Regions from separate parts of the Homo sapiens genome. Here region 1 is linked to region 2. A link is a contact called in ENCODE Hi-C data. All regions are on one chromosome and are shown on one strand. The core of a region is the stretch at or near the end of the contact, and the rest is flanking DNA. Distances in the headings are between cores, read along the strand shown. Region 1 holds the start of WNT7A (Wnt family member 7A). Region 2 holds the start of IQSEC1 (IQ motif and Sec7 domain ArfGEF 1).

Region 1 (3,680 bases), core at 858-3,357, 810 kb after region 2:
CTTCACCCCTCATGTCCACTATACAGATGAGTAGCCCGAGGCGCAGGGAGCAGCAGGGCCTGGCCCGAAGTCACCTGCAACTCCCACCTCTCCGACCTGGACCTCTCCCTACCCCAGAGGGCAGCTTGGGGCGGAAAGCCAGCGCCCTGCAGGACTCCCTCCCTCCCTCCCTGCCGGGCAGCTGGGCCCCCGCAGGGCCAATCCGGGGAGGCCGCGGCGCCGGCGGGAGGGCGGCCCGCGGGCGGGCGGGGCGGCCAGGGGAGGTTATTTTCTGCTGTTTTCCCTTTCTGTCTCCCCCGCCACCCGTGTCCCTCCTCCCCGTTTCTAATTAAAAAGGAGATAAAGCCGCACGCGGCCCGAGTCAATCGGCTCGAGCCAATCGGCCCTACTGGCTTCCTGGATGCTGAATGTGCGCGGGGCGGCGGGGCGCGGGCCAAGATGAAGATTAAAGCAGGGGAAAAAAAGGAAAGCCACCCAGACGCGGGCGAATCAATAACACTTAAAACACACCGGCAGGCTGGCGGTACTGGCGCGAGCCCCGCAGCCGCCTCTCCGCCGCTGGTCGGGCTGGCGGCCCCTGGTCGGCTCTGCACGCACCTGCTAGCGGCCGCGGCCGGACAACTTGCGAAATCCCCGCTCCAGAGACGTGGACTGGGGAAGTGACGGGGTAGGGGGGTAGTAGTGACAAAACACAAAGGGTCTGCCACGCACATCCCCTCGCCGCAGCCCCTGCGGTCCACCCCTCCTCAAAAGGGATGGTAATGGGTTCACTGCTGGGGGCTGGAGGGGCAGGGTGTGTGAGACCTACCAAGCGGGCCCTTCAGCGCCAGAACCTCTATCCATGCCCAGATCCCCCCGCCCCCACACCGCTCCGAGCCTCACACGCGTTGTCTTAAGTACAAAGGGTGACCGGCTTTGCACAAGCAGCTCCAGGACGCGTCCCGAGCTGCCCCCTCCCACCTTCCAGCCAGAGCGCCCCCGAGCCCCACCTCCACAGAAACGCTAGGTGAAGCCGGAGGGCTGCTCGCGCGCCCGGCCGCCTCTGCTGCCCAGTTCCAGGGGGCGGGGTGTCCCGCCTCTCTCTAGCGCTTGTCTCCCTCTGTGTCTCAGACCGCCTCTCGTCCCACCTTTGTGTGTGTTTGTTGGGGGTGGGACGTGCTGTCCCCTTGGCCCGGGAAGGGGCTCTGGGAGTCTAAGGGCCCCTGGAAATTGGGTGGTGCCAAGGCTCCGAGCGGCGGTTTATGTTTTTGCCAGCGAATGTCCTTCCTCCTGGGTACCTGTTCCCTGTTTGCACGGACCGGCCCCGCCAGCCACCTGGGGACTGCCCAGTCTCTAGGAACGGCTGTGCCGCGCCTCCTGAGAGAGTTCGTCTCGGGCTCCGGGGACTGAGCTCCCCGAGATTGGCTGTGGTCCTGGCTTGATGTTCCTGCTAGACCTGCTGTCCCTATGCCCGGGTCCGAAGGGTCCCCGGGATGGGCTGAACCTTTGCAGCAGCTAGCCCTCCCCCAGAGTCCCTCAGGCTGGAGCGTCCCTACCGGCTGTCTCTGGTCCTGGGGGATTCCAGACTCAGACGTCCTCAGGATGGCCAGTCCCCCTGCCTATATCTCCTGGGGTGTCCTGCGGGGGGCCTTTGTGCGTCCACCGCTCCCACACCGCACCCACCCGGCCTCTCAGAGAAGCTGTGGAAGTTGGCCGGCAGAGGCTCGCAGGCGGCACACCTCCCTCCCCGGGCCGTGCCAACTTTGTCGAAACACGCGCGGAAAGGGCGCAGGCAGCCCTTACCCGATCCGGAGGTAGACCATGCCCAGGCTGAGAAAGAGGTGGCCCAGGCAGCGCCGCGCTTTCCGGTTCATAGTCCCGATTGGCCGCCGGGGCCGCGGGCCGGGCTGTGCTGATCCCGCGGGCCGGCCCCGGCGGGGCAATCAACATAGCCCGCCCGGGAGGCGCGAGCCGAGGCGTCCCCGGGGCCGTCTGTCGGTGCGCCCGTCCGCGCGCTCCGCGCCTGAGCCTCGCCAGGAGCACGGGAGCCACGGAGCGGGAGGAGGGAGGGAGGAGCGAGCGCGGCGTGGGGCGACGCCGGGCTGCGCGCGAGCGACCGGTGCAAGTGTGCGAGACGCGGGGAGTGCGGGGGCGCTGCTGCCTCCAGCCCCCGCCCCTCCCTCCTTTCCCCCGTCCCTCCCCCGCCCCCTCCCCCGCCCGCCTCCCCGGAGCGCCCGCCCAGCGCCCCTGCGCCCGCGGGACAGGGCCGCCTGCACAAGGCGCGCGCTCGCGCCTTTCCATGCGCGCTCCCGGGGGCCCCCTCCCTGCTCCGGGGTGCAGGTGGCAGGCTGGGGAGCACAGCCCGGTTGGAGGCGGTAGGAGCCCGCTCGCCCCCCACCCGTCACTAACTTGCAGATTGCAGGGCGAGTGGGCGTCCAGAGGCTGCCCTCGGGTGGAGTGGACCAGACTCGGCCGAGAGGCCTAGTGCCTTGGTCTGCTGCCCTGCTCCCTCCAGCCCGGAACAGGGAGCTGGGGCTGACAGGGCACACCCCAGTTCCCCAACCCCAGCTTCAGGGGAGGGCGCCCCCTTTCGCGGAGCGACGGGCTGACTGGCTCAGTGTATTTCTTCCCTACTCCCACCTATTCGAGAGTGGCGGCAGGGGGTGCCCAGGTTGGGCAGCCTCCTCTGGGATCCTGCTGTTAGCCGACAGACTGAGTCGGGCTGAGGCCCAGTTGCCCCGCGCGGAACAGCAGTGGGGCGCCTGAGCCGCGGGAGCGTGAGGGGCGCAGCTGGCCGCTCAGAGCGCGCTCGCGGCGTCACCAGGCGGACGCGGCGGGTGGTGCACCTCGGCCTCGCTCCCGGGAACAGAATGCTTTGAGTGCCCTGGCCGACCCGAGGGGGCTAACACCCTTCTTTGGTGTACACCTCATCCAGTGAGCTAGGGGGAGTCTAACCGTCCCTGGAAATTGGGTGGTGCCAAGACTCCGAGCGGCAGTTTATGTTTTTGCCAGCGAATGTCCATCCTCCGGGTACCTGTTCCCTGTTTGCACGGACCGGTCCCGCCTGCCACCTGGGGGTTGCCCAGTCTCTAGGAGCGGCTGCGCCTGCGCCTCCGGAGAGTGTTCCTCTCGGGCTCCAGGGACTGAGCTCCCTGGGAGTGGCTGTGGTCCTGGCTTGGTGTTCCTGCTGGACCTGCTGTCCCTATGCCCAGGTCTGGCAAATCTGAACTCAGGTTTCAGCTGAAGACACTGAGGCTCAAGGAGGTGAAGGTGTTTGCCCAGAGTCACCAGCTAGCGAGTGGCACAACCATATGGGAAACAAAGTATGCCCAACTGTAGTAACCTCCTGCACCCAGTCCTGACTATCCTTCAAGATTGCCTTTCTAAATTACACACACACACACACACACACACACCCGAAAGCCACCATTCAGGTATTCATTCATATTCCATATTCTGTGCCAACCACGATAGTGGGCACCGTGGACACAAGGAAGAAGAAAGGCAACAGTCTTTCTTCTTGGGGCCAGGAAGGAGACAGATGATAAGTGAACAAGAACAGAGTTGCAGATAGTAGACCATTAAGCAGGGTGATGGGAGAGGGAATACTGGGTGTTGGAGGGTTAATTTTAGATCTGAGGAGGTGGCATTTGAGGTGAGGCCTGAAGGACACAGCATCAGGGGTCCAGCACTGCAGGAAG
Region 2 (3,533 bases), core at 671-3,170:
CTGTCTCAGGAGGACCTATTCCCAGCCACTGGGGTGGAAGTTCCACGCTGGGAAAGGATTTACTATTTGTTTCAGAAAATGCAGCGAGGGCCTTGCCACAGGGAGTGAGAACTTTGGTGTGCTCTGCTCGCATCGACAAACCAACCTGTGAGCTTCTCCACTAAAAAAGCAAGTGAGCATCACAGCGAACCAGAGGCCACCGTCATCCCTCGAACCAGAGGCCACCGCCATCCCCCAAACCAGAGGCCGCCATCCCCCGAACCAGAGGCCACTGCCATTCCCTGAACCAGAGGCCACTGCCATCCCCCAAACCAGAGGCCACTGCCATCCCCCAAACCAGAGGCCACCGCCATCCCCCGAACCAGAGGCCACCGCCATCCCCCGTGGGTTGCCGCCTGGCACTGCTGACGCAGCAGAGGCAGAGGTGTGTTTACTTTCCCTCAGTGGAGGTGACGGGGAGCTGCCACTCTATCAGGGGTTCCACAGGCCCCTGCCATGGTAAGGGGCCTCCATCGATTAGGGAGGCCTTGGGGTAGCCCCCAGAAGGCTCCCCACATACTGCTCCAGGCCTCCTTTTCCTAGCCTTGCGACTGAGCCCAGCTCAAGAGGACTCAGCCATGCTCTCTAACCTCCTAAGGTCTGAGGTCACTGCACAGCCCCAAATGAGTGGGTCCTGGGCAAATAGTTTAGGCAGGTGGAGACCTGACGCTGGGCCTCAACCCCCGCAGCCGAGGGTCCCAGAGGAGGGCAAAGGTTGCTCCTCCTAGAACAGCACAGTGCAGCGCCCAGAGAGCTGTGAGGGAAGCTGGCATTCGAACCCCACTGCCCCCTGGGAAGCCTGGCTAACCGAAGCGCAGGCTTTGGTTTCCATAAATACCCGGGCCCGTGATGTCACCGCCCCGTGCAGACTTTCACAGCCTCTGCTGCTGGCGTGAGGCCCAGCACACAGCCGCTCTGCTGCCAGCCCACAGAACACCTGGGCACACAGCTGGACACTGATGCCTCCGTGCTAGGGACGGTGGGCTGGACCTTCACCTGCCCTTGGAGGACGCAGCATCCTGGCCACTGCCTCAGCCTGCCTGCGACCTTCTATCAGGCATGGCTGAAGGGCTGGCCATGGGCGTGCTGGGCAGAGATTCTCTTCCTAAACAGGCTATGGGCTAAACCAAAGCCAAAACAGTAGGAGCCGGTCTGGGCACCCTGAATGTGGATCTGGGAGGGGGGATACCTGCTCTCACAGTTGGGAATTTCACAGCCTGCTGAAGACCTGCTGACTAATAGCCTTTTTCTCATCGTCATCACCAACAAACACCTCCGCTGCAGGGGCCGAGCGCCGGCATCCCTGCTGGGTGGCCAGCTCCCTCTGCAAGTCACCTGCACATCCACCTGCCCCTCCCCCAACGATGCCCCTCACTCCAGCTCCCAGCTCAGCCGGGCCCCTCTGGCCTCTGGCTTCAGGCAGAAACCTGCCACATATACTCACAAATAGCGTCTTCTGCAAGCCATCCTGTGTGAATCCGTTCTTCCCTGTTCTGGCTCCCTCTCCAGCGGGGAGGCTCAACGTGTTTCCAAGAGGAGCAGGCGGCTCAGGCAAGAAGTGGAGGGGAATAAAATTAAATCGCGGGGCGAGTCACATTCCCGGGGGTGGCGGGCTCCTCCAGGGAGGCTGGGGCGGGAGCGGGGGGCGGCGCCAGCAGCGGGCTGTGGAGGGCCCTGGCACGTAGCGCGCGCTCACACCGTGCCCAGGAGCGAGCGAGGACGTCGAGTAACCGTGGTCGCCAGGCTGGGCGGGGGCGTCCACCTCGCTGCTACCTGGGCCCACCTTGGGGTTTTTCCCTCCCGTCCATCCGGGGTGCGGGGCGCGGGGATGAGGAGGGGAGGGTCGAGAGAAGGCTGCCCCGGGTTTGCTCTCGCAGCATCCGGAGAAGGGGCGGGCGCGCCGGAGCCTCCCCCACCCCCCGCGCCCAAGGAGCAACGTAGTGCGGCCGCGCCGGACCAATCGCCGAGGCGCTGGTCGCCATGGCAACAGCAGCATCAGGCGCGGCCGCTCGGCTGCGCCCTCGCGGCAAAGTCACACACCCGGCGGGGCGCGGGGCGCCGGCCCCTTCCTGGCCCGCGCTGGAAACCTGGAAGTCTGTTGCTAAAATGCACGCGCCGCGCGGAGCCTACGATGACACTACTTTCCAAGGCGGCTTTTCTGCCTTCGGCACTGAGACACGCGAGCCGCGGAGCTCTCGGGGCTCTGGCCCTGGAGTGAGGCCGGCCGACTCCAAGGCTGTCTCTGCCACTGAAGGGCGATGAGACCTTGGCAAGCCGCGTCTCTCCTGGGAGTCTTGATTATGCTACTGTGAAAGGGATCATAACAGCTATACCACGGGGTTCCAGGAGGGCGCACCACGCCAGTAGCTGCACGGTGGATGGCAGAGCAGTCCTCGTTTGTGCCAGTCCTGTCCCAAAGGGGGCTGCACGTGGCTAGGGAGAATTTCTGGTCTAGCTATGGTGCCTCTTCCTCTCCCGAGGACCTTCCATGTGCCGGGCAAGTATCTGCCCTCATGATGTTTACAGTCTAAGGGGAAGCCAGGAAGTAAGTGTGCAGATATAGGATTGCACGTGGTGATAAGGATCAGGATGAAAAGAGAGCAGGAAGAGGGGAGGCAGGGACCCCAAGAGAGGCGGGAAGGAGGCTTCTGCCATCAGACGGGGTGGTCGGGAAGGCCCTCTGTGAGGCACGTGTGGCTGAGACTCGGATGACGCAAGAAGCAGGGGAGGAGCTGGCGTCAAGGCTCTGAGGCGGAAGGCAGCCTGGTGTATTTGACTGGCCCAGAGGAGGCCAGCGTGGTGCAGTGTGCGACAGGGAGGTGGAGGGGAGAAGCGCACATCCATCCTCGGCTCCCACACCCGCCTTTCCCACACAGATTTCTCTCTTCCTGTCTGATGTTCATCTGATCCTCTCTGCTTCCTCATCTGTAAACCAGGAATCCCAGACCTATCTCAGAGGCATGTAGATAATATTCTTCCGTGCACGGTAATCCTCAAGACAACCCCAATGAGGCCTAATACTATCATCCTACTTCACGGGGGAGCGCATTAAAGCCAGAGGTTCAGCAACTGGCCCAAGCCACATAGCTGGCGGGCAGTCTGGCTCCAGAGTCTTGGTTCTTGACTGCTTGAAAGCTGCCTCACTGGGAGGAATAAATGAGAGAGGGAGTAGTTGAGACTGGGAATCGGCTGGATGTGGATGGCAGCCCACAGGGCCATTTCCCTTCCTCTTTCCATTCTCTCCAGATTCACACTCACCGAATTTAGAAGGAGTGATGCTGCATCCTTGAGTTCCATTCCATCCTTTACAGGGGAGGAAATGAACCTCAGGGGGTGAGCGATTTGCCTAAAGTTGCACAGCAAAGAGTGGCAGAGGTGGGACTAGGACCCCAGTCTTCCAGCTCAGTGTCCTGGTAGGGAGCAGAGGTTGGAGCTGCGGCCTCAGGTGGCCAAGGTGAGGCATCGAACAGAACTGCATGACGCTTCCCGATCTG

The links. Hi-C counts contacts between places; a loop is a spot of excess contacts on that map.
Region 1: a map of mammary epithelial cell shows a loop between it and region 2 (6-fold over the local background). The contact joins the promoter of WNT7A here to the promoter of IQSEC1 in region 2. A Hi-C loop is called at or near these places in 1 of 168 maps with a recorded cell type or tissue (mammary epithelial cell).

What each region holds. Positions count from the first base shown.
Region 1 is chr3:13,877,964-13,881,643 of GRCh38, forward strand. It overlaps WNT7A (Wnt family member 7A), which reads right to left and starts at 2,108. Exons shown (of 4, transcript NM_004625.4): 1 at 1,783-2,108. The coding sequence starts at 1,853. RefSeq lists enhancers at 581-1,082, 1,585-2,086.
Region 2 is chr3:13,071,509-13,075,041 of GRCh38, forward strand. It overlaps IQSEC1 (IQ motif and Sec7 domain ArfGEF 1), which reads right to left and starts at 1,921. Exons shown (of 14, transcript NM_001134382.3): 1 at 1,484-1,921. The coding sequence starts at 1,506. RefSeq lists silencers at 1,837-1,996, 2,117-2,296.